Regions from separate parts of the Homo sapiens genome. Here region 2 is linked to region 1. Evidence: read pairs that join two places in POLR2A ChIA-PET (ENCODE). Cell type or tissue: HepG2. All regions are shown on one strand. Links, peaks and the distances in the headings refer to the core of each region. The heading gives the core; the rest is flanking DNA. Region 1 has its middle 32 kb from the start of MIR4703. Region 2 overlaps INTS6 (integrator complex subunit 6).

Region 1 (5,390 bases), core at 59-5,058:
TGAGGCAAGAGAATGGCATGAACCTGGGAGGTGGAGCTTGCAGTGAGCCAAGATTGCACCACTGCACCTCCAGCCTGGGTGACAGAACGAGACTCAGTCTCAAAAAAAAAAAAAAAGTCTCAAGTTTTGTTTTACCTCAGCTTTTCAATTGAAGTAATATAACTACTTGCTATGGAGAATCAATTTAAACCATAAAAACACATACACATAGGTCAAAAATAAAAGCTGGACTTTTACAGAATTGATCCATATGTGTTCTCTGTGCATTTCCTCCTATAGCTAACTTTCTAGTGCCATCATTTTTACCAATGTCTTTAAACCTTGTGGAGTTGCTTCCAAGATCATGCTGGGCTCCCATCAAACCTATGATACCAAAATCTCTGGGGATTGGGCCTAGGTATATGTATTTTAAATCCACCCTTCCATCCCCAGGTAATTCTAACATGCAGTTAGGTTCAGAATCAGAGGACTTAAAGATGACCTTTCCAAATCGGAAATTTAAAAGCAAACAAAACCTCATTTTAAAGAAATACAAAAGTTATAGTCAACATTCAGGTGACTACTTTCAATTTTGATTTCTTGGGATATAGAAATGAGTGGCAGATGTGTTCACAGTACTACAATCCAAGGCATGATTTTGTGCTGTCCTTGGAAAGCACCAAACTAAAGAAGATCCTACAGAACATAGATGATCCCATCCCGGACCATATCCTCAAGTGACCGGCTCCTGTGTCCACGTGGCCTTGCCAAAAGGCAGCTAGACGTTCTCAGGGATTTCCCAGAAGGCAAATATTCCTTTCCTCATAAAATTTGCGTATGGTGCTCAGAATGCTCTATGTATCCCAGAATTTCTATTATTTTGATTTCTAGCCATTTTCAGAAGCCCAGATGCTCCCCTCAGGCACATAAAATTCTGTAGCCGCCAGGATCCACATAGCAGAGTGGAGGGACACAGCAGAGCTTGGAGTAGGTGCAGGAGGAACAGAGCCCACCATAAATTGTTCTCTGAGTTCCAGCCAGATGCAATGGGGTCTGCCCCTCAATCTGCCTTTTTCTCCAAAATGAGTGCATTGTAATCCATCTTGGCCCTTCCCTTTTCTCTGCTTTGTGGGTTATATGTTATTTTTCCTCACTTCACAAAAACAGGCCATTGTCACAATTTAATATTAATTTAGAAGGAAGCTGACCCGACAAATTTGAGAAAACCAAGTCCCAGAGAGGATAAATGACTTGCCCACGGTCACGTAACTTGATGATGCCAAGCTGATTTCCTGCCTCGAAAGCCACTTTTCATTATTATGAGGAAATGCATATGATTAACCCACAGTCTGGAGGGCATGTGTTTTAGGTTGTTCTCATAGCAGGGACGATTGGCAGTGACTTCATCCACACCCTCCTACCCAGCCATCCTGAACGGGTGACACACAGCTGAGACATCTGCTGTGGAGTAGGAAGGCTTCACACTGGGGCATGCTGGAGGGACACTTGAGAGATACAGAACCTGTGGTGCTGTCCTTGTTAACAGCACACATTCTTAAGATTAGAGCATCTTAGAGGGAAAGGAGAAGGGAGATTCATTTGTGTCTCCAACCTACCCTAGGTTGCATGTTAAACCACTCACCACAACATGCAGAGTGGGAGGTAAATAATTCAGTGTATACAGGTTCTGCATATATGTCATCAACGATTGATATGTTTCTGTATTCAGGTGGTTGTCAATATATGAATGAGATATAGCCTATATTACTCCAAAGAATTTAGTATTTAAAATTCTATATTCATTTTTGTTAGAGAAGATATTACTGCACAAAGGCCTACTTAGCCCCATATTACTGGATGTGACACTGATGGTTTCAGGAAACTTAACTGCTGAGGACTGAATTATGTCCCCCATCCCAAAATTCTACAGGTTGAAGCCCTAACCCCCTATGTGATGATATTTGGAGATGGGGCCTTTGGGAGGTAATTAGGGTTAGATGATATCATGAAGTACAGTCCTCCTGATGGGCTTAATGCCCTTCTAAGAAGAGACATCATAGAATTTGCTCTCTCTCCCCCATGTGAGGACACAGGGGGAAAGTGGCCAACTGCAACCTGGAAGAGGCCCTCCCTAGTACCCACCCAGGCTGACACTGTGATCTCAGACTTCCAGCCTCCGGAACTGTGGGATAATACATTTCTGCTGTTTAAGCCACTCAGTTTGTGGTGTTTTTTTTTTTTTTTTTTTTTTGCCTAAGCAGACTAATCCACCAACCTCCAAGAACCATACTAATTCTGTTGGCACACAGCATGGGTACTAGGAACACCAGATGCTCTTTGCTCTGGGCTGCCAAATGTCCAGCTTTGGAGGGAAGTCAAGGATCCAAAACAGTAGCATAAGTTCTAATGCTAGCTCTGGAAGCTATTCCTATGCAAGGTATCCAGAAATTAGGCATGTCATAGATAAACATAAAAGTACAATTGCACAACGATGTATGCATTCACTCATCCAACAAATATTTATTGAGCGTCAGCTATGTGGCAGGCACATAGGTGCTGGGGATATAGTAGTGAACAGAACAGACTCAAATCCCTGTCTGTTGGGGAGGACAGACAATCCATGAAATAAATAAGTAAAATATATAATCTACTAGACAGTGACAAGTGCTAAGGAGAAAAATTAAGCTGCAAGGGTCCTAAGGGATACTGGTGGTGATGTTAAATAGAGAGGTTAGGGAAAGTCTTATTAAATAGGTGCTGGGTGAGGTGAGCTAGGGAGCTGTCTGTATATCACCAAAAGAACATTCCAGAATGAACACAAAAGCAAAGGGCATGAGGTGTGCTGGGAAAATATCAAAAAGGCATGTGTGGCAAAAAAGACACGAAAGGAAGTAAGAGAGGGCAGGGGGTGGCATAGATCATGCAGCATTCATACCATTCCATCGACTCCCCTTCTCTGAGCAGAGCTGCAGCACGATCTGCTCCACATTTCAACACAGTCTCTCAGGCTGCTGGGTGTGCAGGGTTGCTCAAGTAAAGGCAACTTTGAAATGTGTGCTGTGTGGGTGTCCTAGGGCTGCCAAAACAAACTGCCACAAGCTGGTGGCTTAAAACAACAGAAATGTATGAGCTCATATTTCTGGAGGCTGCAAGTCTGAAATCCAGGTGTCTGCAGGGCTGATTTCTTCTGGAGCCTCTGCCTGAGAATCTGCTCCATGCCTCTCTCCCAGGTTCTGGTGGCGGCTGGCAATCCTTGGCTTGTGGCTACATCGTTCCAAGCTCTGCCTCCATCTTCATATAGCCTTTTTTTTTCCCCCTGTGTGTGTTTCTGTATCTCTGGGTCTCAATCTCCCACTCCTCTCTCTTATAAAGACACCAGTCATTGGATTTAAAGCCCATCCTAATCCAGTGTGACCTCATCTTAATTAATTATATCTGCAAAGGTGATATTTCCCAATAAGGTGACACTGAAAGTTCTGGATGAGCATGAATTTTGGGGGGAACACTATTCAATTCATTACTTATCACTAAAATACAGCCTTTAGGTTTATAAACTGAAAAAAATAGCCTTTAAAAATAATCAGTACTAAATTTTAGTCTGTTCCTGCAGTTTATAGGAAGGTAAATACCATATGAAATCAGGGTTGGCCTCTTAGCAAGTTAGAATTGGCTGAAAACAAAGTATAATAAAGAAGGCCAGAGTCCAGGGACTCTAAGGGACTAATCTGGCTTTTTTTTTTTTTCAAAGTAATAGTGAACATATATGAATATTTGAAAAGAAAACAAAAAGATATTTTCACAAAACTTTCAGTAATGATGACTTTGGTCCTGTCCTTAGTGAATGGCCTTGACTCTGGCCAGGTCGTTCAGTAGATCTGTGCCTGGGGTCTCCAGTATACAGTCAGGGTAAATTGTTCCAATCCTTTACCAGTGACTTTTTAAAAGGGAACATGTTTGTGCTCCATGAAACAAAAATGTGAAATAAATTCAACGTCTACAAATAATAATCATCAAACCTGAATTCTTATACTGGCACATCTCTTCCCCAAACTCACCCCTTGGGCACTTCTCTCTACAATGTCTTCCAAGGCCAGGTCACCAAACTCCAGGCAGAAGTCTCTGGAGAGAAGATCACCAAGGACAGCATGGGTTACTGCTTCTTTTTCCTGTCCAGTTTGCTGTGGACAGCCATGCTCCCCTAATGGCATTGTCTGAACATGTTTTTATACGGCTGTGCGCCCCTCAGAATAATGTCCTTCTGGGGAGGTTATTTCACCCCCAACGCCTGACCTTGTCAAAGGCCTGCCCCTCAGCCCTCGTACGCTAATGCTGCCCACCTGATGATACCCAAGTATGCTCCTGCCCCCTTCCCATTTGCTGATGTGGCATATAGAGCTTTAGCTGGATCACACATGAAATCAAATTGCCTGCAGGACAGCTTCATGTACAGTCCACAGTATGTTGAGAGAGAGGCATCCCACCAAAGCCTCCAGCGCAGCACCCGTGGAGACCAGCAGTACAGATATCCTTCATTGCCCTTCTCCCCCTAGGCTACCACCCCCAGGACCTGTGCTCATATTTTGGCACGTTAATACTAAGCCCGGAGATACTGAAAGCATTTATTTTTTTGCATACCTTTTCATTAAAGTTCAGTCTTTTTTGCCTTTCTTTTTGGTTTCCCACTTTTTCATTTAAATGGTAGCATATTAAATACACTATTGTACACCCTGCTTTTTATATAACTGTATTGATGTATATTTTGCATATCATATAATTTACCCATCTCAAGTGTGTACAGTTGAACGATTTATTTATTTATTTTGAGATGGAGTCTTGCTCTGTCGCCAGGCTGGAGTGCAGTGGCATAATCTCTGCTCACTGCAACCTCCACCTCCCGGATTCAAGTGATTCCCCTGCCTTAGCCTCCCAAGTAGCTGGGGCTACAGGAACATACCACCATGCTTGGCTAATTTTTTGTATTTTAGTAGAGACGGGGTTTCACCATGTTGACCAGGATGGTCTCAATCTCCTGACCTCGTGATCTGCCCACCTCAGCCTCCCAAAGTGCTGGGATTACAGGCATGAGCCACCACACCCGGCCTTCACTTATTATTATTATTATTATTATTTTGAAATAAGTCTTGCTCTGTCACCCAGGCTGGAGTGCAGCGACACGATCTCGGCTCACTGCAACCTCTGCCTCCCAGGTTCAAGCAATTCTCATGCCTCAGCCTCCTGAGTAGCTGGGATTACAGGCACATGCCACCACACACCTGGCTAATTTTTGTTTTGTGCTTTTTGTTTTTTGAGTTTTTTATTTTTTTGGTAGAGATGGGATTTCACTATCTCTACCAAAAGATGATCTTGAACTCCTGACCTCAGGTGGATGGCCAGGCTGGTCTCGAACTCCT
Region 2 (5,390 bases), core at 308-5,307, 75 kb before region 1:
TGAAACCATCCCAACCACCTCTACCAATCCATGGAAAAACTGTCTTCCACAAAACCAGCCTGGTGCCAAAGAGGCTGGGGACCGCTGCCCTAAATTCATTTACTTTCTGCCAAACAAAGGGAGGAAGGAATCCAACTAAAGCTAATTTTGTAACAAACAGTATTTAGATAGAATGTTACAAGAAAGACTAAATGTAACAGAGACAAAATGAAAAGCTTAGCTTTCAAACAAGAACTGAAAGAAATCATACTGCATTACAGAACTATACACAAAACTGAAGAAAGCAACTCAGATCCACTGCTTATACATTTAAATAAAATGTTATTAAATAATATACAAATCCTTAATAAAATCTCCATAACTGTTCTATCACCAATTACAATTTTTAAAAATATTTCATAAATGTGAAGAAATTAAGCCTCTGAACCTTTCTATGCCTTTTCTTCACCTACAAAATGAGGAAAATTGAGTAAACTTCTAAAATCACTTCCATTCTAAAGCCCTATGAAAATAATAATAAAACACAGAAAGTTTAATGAAAACTTGTCAGTAGATGCAAATGTTCAATTTTTTTAAGAGTGTATATTTTAAAATTCACTAAGCTTCACACTTCAGATTTGTTTATTTAAGTTACATCTCAATAAAAATGTTAGAGATCAGAAAATACAAACCAAAACAAAATTTTTTAAAAATTTAGTATTTTGTTTAAAGTCTGGCAACCATGGTAAACTTTTATAGACTAATAGTAAGACTAAACAAAAATAAAGTTTATATAAGGAAATTACTTTTTTAAGCTGAGTACAATGGCAAGAGCCTGCAGTCCCAGCTACTCCGAAGGCGTGGTGGAAAGACTGCTTGAGCCCAGGAGTTCAAGACCAGCCTGGGTAACACAGAGAGACTTTGTATCTAAACATTTTTAAAATTAAAAAGCCCCAAAAAACAAGAAAAGTCCACCAAGACTAATTTAATTGTAGAGTATAAATCTGAGTCAAGGTTATTATGGCCAAAAATCATTTTATATATTTGAGAAACATTTCAAGCTATAAAATACTATATAATCTCTTTGTAGAAATCTATGACATGAACATGACTAAATAAACAATCCTTTTAACTAATTTTGACCACAAATGACCTTAATTCAAAATACACAAATAAGTCCAATGATGTCAAATATTAGATTTGTTCCTGATCTTTTAATTTCCAGCTGTATATAATACATAATTATCGATATTCTCCTATATCGAAAGAAAGTAAAATGCTCTTTAAAGTAGAATATATTATTTGGTTTTTTGTTTGTTTTTGTTTTGTTTTGTTTTTTTGAGACAGCCTATTGCCCAAGTTGGAGTGCAGTGGCACCATCTCAGCTCACTGCAACCTCCACCTCCGGGGTTCAAGCAATCCTCCAACCAGGACTCCAGGAGTCCTGAGTAGCTAGGACTACAGGCACATGCCACCACCCCCCAGCTAATTTTTTTTTTTTTTTTTTTTTTTTTTTTTTTTAGTAGAGATGGGGTTTCACCACATTGTCTAGGCTGGTCTCAAACTCCTGACCTCAAGTGATCCACCTGCTTTAGCCTCCCAAAGTGTTGGGATTACAGGTGTGAGCCATGGCACCCGGCCTATTTTTGACTTTTGTATTTAAGATTTGTTTTGAACAATTTCTAATTAAGAATGCAATAATGGCCAGGGGCGGTGGCTCACGCCTGTAAATCCCAGCACTTTGGGAGGCCGAGGTGGGCGGATCACCTGAGGTCAGGAGTTTCAGACCAGCCTGGCCAACATGGCGAAACCCCGTCTCTACCAAAAATACAAAAATTAGCCGAGGGTGGTGGCGGGAGCCTGTAATCCCAGCTACTCAGGAGGCTGAAGCAGGAGAATGGCTTGAACCCGGGAGGCAGAGGTTGCAGTGAGCCAAGATCACGCCATTGCACTCCAGCCTGGGCAACAAGAGTGAAACTCTATCCCAAAAAAAAAAAGAATGCAATAACATCCTTAGGATAGTGTTTTTCATTTTTCTTTTTTTTTTTTTTTTCAGATCATGACTGGAGAATTTTTTCTTTTAGAAAACAGTTTTAGAGTATAAAATTCTGAAGAAATATTTTGCAAATGTTTTAAAAGAAAATAAAATCTGGGTTTGGGGATATTCCTTCTCATTTAAATTATACCACCATTAAATTAATGCTCTATAGGAAATAAATCATATCCATTTTGTACTACTTTGAGCTCAGTTAAATCTTATTAAACTATCCCTTGATTTACCCAACATATGTGCTCCTAAAAGGTTCCCTGCAAATCAAACTTGTGTAAATCTCATCTAAAACGCACTAGGGGGAGCTCCCTATTTGAAAGAATCCTAAGGCATGTGCTTTTTTCACATAAGTATTCTTGCAAAAGAATGACTTTCTGACTTATCTGCTAAATTATTTAAATTGTTTTAACACTTCTTTAAAAACATCATCCTATGCTTATTAAATGCCACTGAGACAACTTTGGCCAAGTTATATTAATTTTCTTTCACACCTGCTTTTCTGGGATACAATACAAAGCCCAAAGAAAAACATATACTTCGTGATACTAATAGATGTTTAAAGCATGTAATAATCAGCTTTGAAGATTTTTATAATTTTAATTTCAAAATTAAAGCTGAAAAAAATAGAAAACTAGAGGTAAACATACTAATCTTTTGGAGGAAAAGGATGCTTTTGTCTAGTGAGACATCCTAATAAGGTACATTTTAAATATATCATCCCATTTAAACCTCTCAACAATTCTATATTAAAGGTACAATGGCTTCATTATTGCCAACTTGGAATAAGAAGTAGCAGAGGCTCAAAATAGTAATGTGAATGCTCAATGTTACATAATAATTCAATGGCGAGGCCAAGATTGGGATTCCAATTCTCACATTTCTAGCCACTGCTCTTCTTTTACACAATAAAGATGGGGAAAAAACATTTAAGCAAGTTTGACAGGAGAGTGCCCTCTCCACCAACAAAAATTATTGAGGCTCAAAAGTTCAGGGATTTGCAGAGACCATTCAAATGGGAAAGGGCAAGTCTCTTCAACATGGTGGTGGAAAAACTGGATATCCACATGCAAAAGAATGAAGTTGGACCCTTACCTTATACCATATACAAAAATTAATTCAAAATAGATTAAAGATCTAAACAGAAGATCTAAAGCTATAAAACTCTTAAAACACAGGAGAAAAGCTTCAGTGACATTGGATTTAGCAATGATTTTGTGGATGACACCAAAGGCACAGGCAATAAAAGTAAAAATATGTAACTGGACCATACAAAAATAAAAATTTTGTGCACTGAAGAAACAACAGAGTATAAAAGCAAACTACATAATGGGAGAAAATATTTGCAAATCATTTATCTGATAAGGGATTAATATCCAGAAAATATAAAGAAATCCTAAAGCTCAACAACAAAAAACAATTTTAAAACGGGCAAAGGACTTGAATGAACATTTCTCGAAAGACAGTGTACAAATGGCCAACAAGCGTATGTTGATGCTTAACATAAATAATTATTAGGAAAATGTAAATAAAAACCACAATGAGATACGACCTCACACCCAATAGGATGGCTAATGTCAAAGTAAAACAGAAAATTGTGTTAGTGAAGATATAAAGAAAGTGTAACCCTCGTGCACTGTTGGTAGGAACGTAAAATGGTACAACTGCTATGAAAAACAGTATGGTACTTCCTCAAAAAATTTAAAATGGAATTACAATATGATCCTGTCATTTCATTTCAGGGTATATATCCAAAAGAACTGGAAGCAGGATCTCAAAAAGTTACTTACACAACCATGTTCATTGCAGCATTATTCACAACAGCCAAGAAGTGGAAGCAACCCAAGTGACTATCAATGGATATGTGGATAAGCAAAATGTGGTACATACAATAGAGTATTATTCAGCCTTAAAAAGGATGAAAAAATCCTGACATGCTAAAATATAAATGAATGTTGAGAACATTATGCTAAGTGAAATGAGCCCATCTAAAAAGGCAAATACTGTATGATTTCACTTAACTGTGATATCCAGAGTAGACAAATTCATAAAAACAGAAAGTAGAATAGAGGTTTCCAGGGACTGGGAGTTACTTGATATAGAGTTTCAATTTTGCAAGATAAAAAAGTTCTGGATATTGGTTGCACAGCAATATGAATATACTTAACACTACTGAACTGCACACTTAAAGATGGTTAAGATGGTAAATTTTGTTAGGTGTTTCTTACCACAATTTAAAAAAAAATTTTAATTAAAGGAATTAAAAAATTTACAAAATACTATTCATCATTGTGTTTCCAGTTTATATTCAACACAGCAGTATTTCAGGTATAGTAATTAACTTACTTTCATTTGAAAAGATGTCTATAGCTTAATAAATATCAAACTCTTATTCATACATTTGTTGATAATCTAAGAGAAACCAAGCACCCAAATGGAAATGGAGTTCTCACTACTTCACCTGCCAGCCTTCAAAAAGAAGCCTGTATTTCACACTACCTATTAAATGGGTACTATTTAGGTAAAGGGAAAAAAAAGTAGTATTAGAACTATAACTGTATTATCTCCTAAGTTTACAAAATAGACCTTTATGCTCAAAAATAAAATTGGTTAAAATTCTTTTCCCTGAGAATCATTAAATTTGATATTGTACGAAAGCCACCATTTTTCAATGAGGTAAACATTCACCATAGAAAATCCTCAAAAAATTAAGCACATATTTTATCTCCTTTTAAGATATCTGTCAAGGATTGTCTTCACCAAGGGCACATAGTAGGAAAGGTGCCATTCTAACTCCTGGAACAATTTAATCAGTACTAACATACTTCAGGTAGCAGGGGTGTGGAATCAGGTCAGTAACAAAAACGGACTTGCAGGCCAGAGTAAAGATATATTGGCTAATCTTAACTAACATAATTTACTGAAAAAAAAAAAAAAAAAAAAAAAAGACAATGTTGAAAATATCGGGCCGGGTGCTGTGGCTCACGCCTGTAATCCTAGCACTTTGGGAGGCCAAGGTGGGCAGATCACCTGAGTTCAGGAGTTCGAGACCAGCCTGACCAACATAGAGAAACCCAGTCTCTACTAAAAATACAAAATTAACCAGGCATGGTGGCTCAAGCCTGTAATCCCAGCTGCTCAGGAGGCTGAAGCATGAGAATGGCTTGAACCCAGGAGGAGGAGGCTGCGGTGAGCCGAGATCGCGCCACTGCACTCCAGCCTCGGCAACAAGAGAGAAACTCTGTCTCAAAAAAAATATACATATATATTGATGGAAAACAGGATGACCTGTAACAATAAGAAAATTAACTCATCTACATATAAAACTTTAATCAGACCTCTCACATTTTATACATTTCCTAAT

Evidence for each region. ChIA-PET counts read pairs that join two places held together with the same protein. Peaks named below come from ENCODE experiments on the same cell type or tissue, not always from the same donor. Only the 100,000 strongest peaks of a DNase experiment are listed, where the experiment ranks them.
Region 2: POLR2A ChIA-PET joins it to region 1 with 5 read pairs; 20 of 35 experiments call an interaction of 5 or more read pairs at or near these places.

What each region holds. Positions count from the first base shown.
Region 1 is chr13:51,517,643-51,523,032 of GRCh38, forward strand. No RefSeq gene overlaps it. Among named protein-coding and RNA genes, the nearest start is that of MIR4703, 32 kb to the right of the region's middle. In HepG2, for the core only: no CTCF peak of the experiment used is centred there; DNase peaks (open chromatin) are centred at 2,479 and 3,019.
Region 2 is chr13:51,442,785-51,448,174 of GRCh38, forward strand. The region is part of intron 3 of INTS6 (integrator complex subunit 6); the gene reads right to left. Among named protein-coding and RNA genes, the nearest start is that of INTS6, 7.6 kb to the right of the region's middle. In HepG2, for the core only: a CTCF peak has its summit at 2,338 (motif pointing right); no DNase peak of the experiment used is centred there.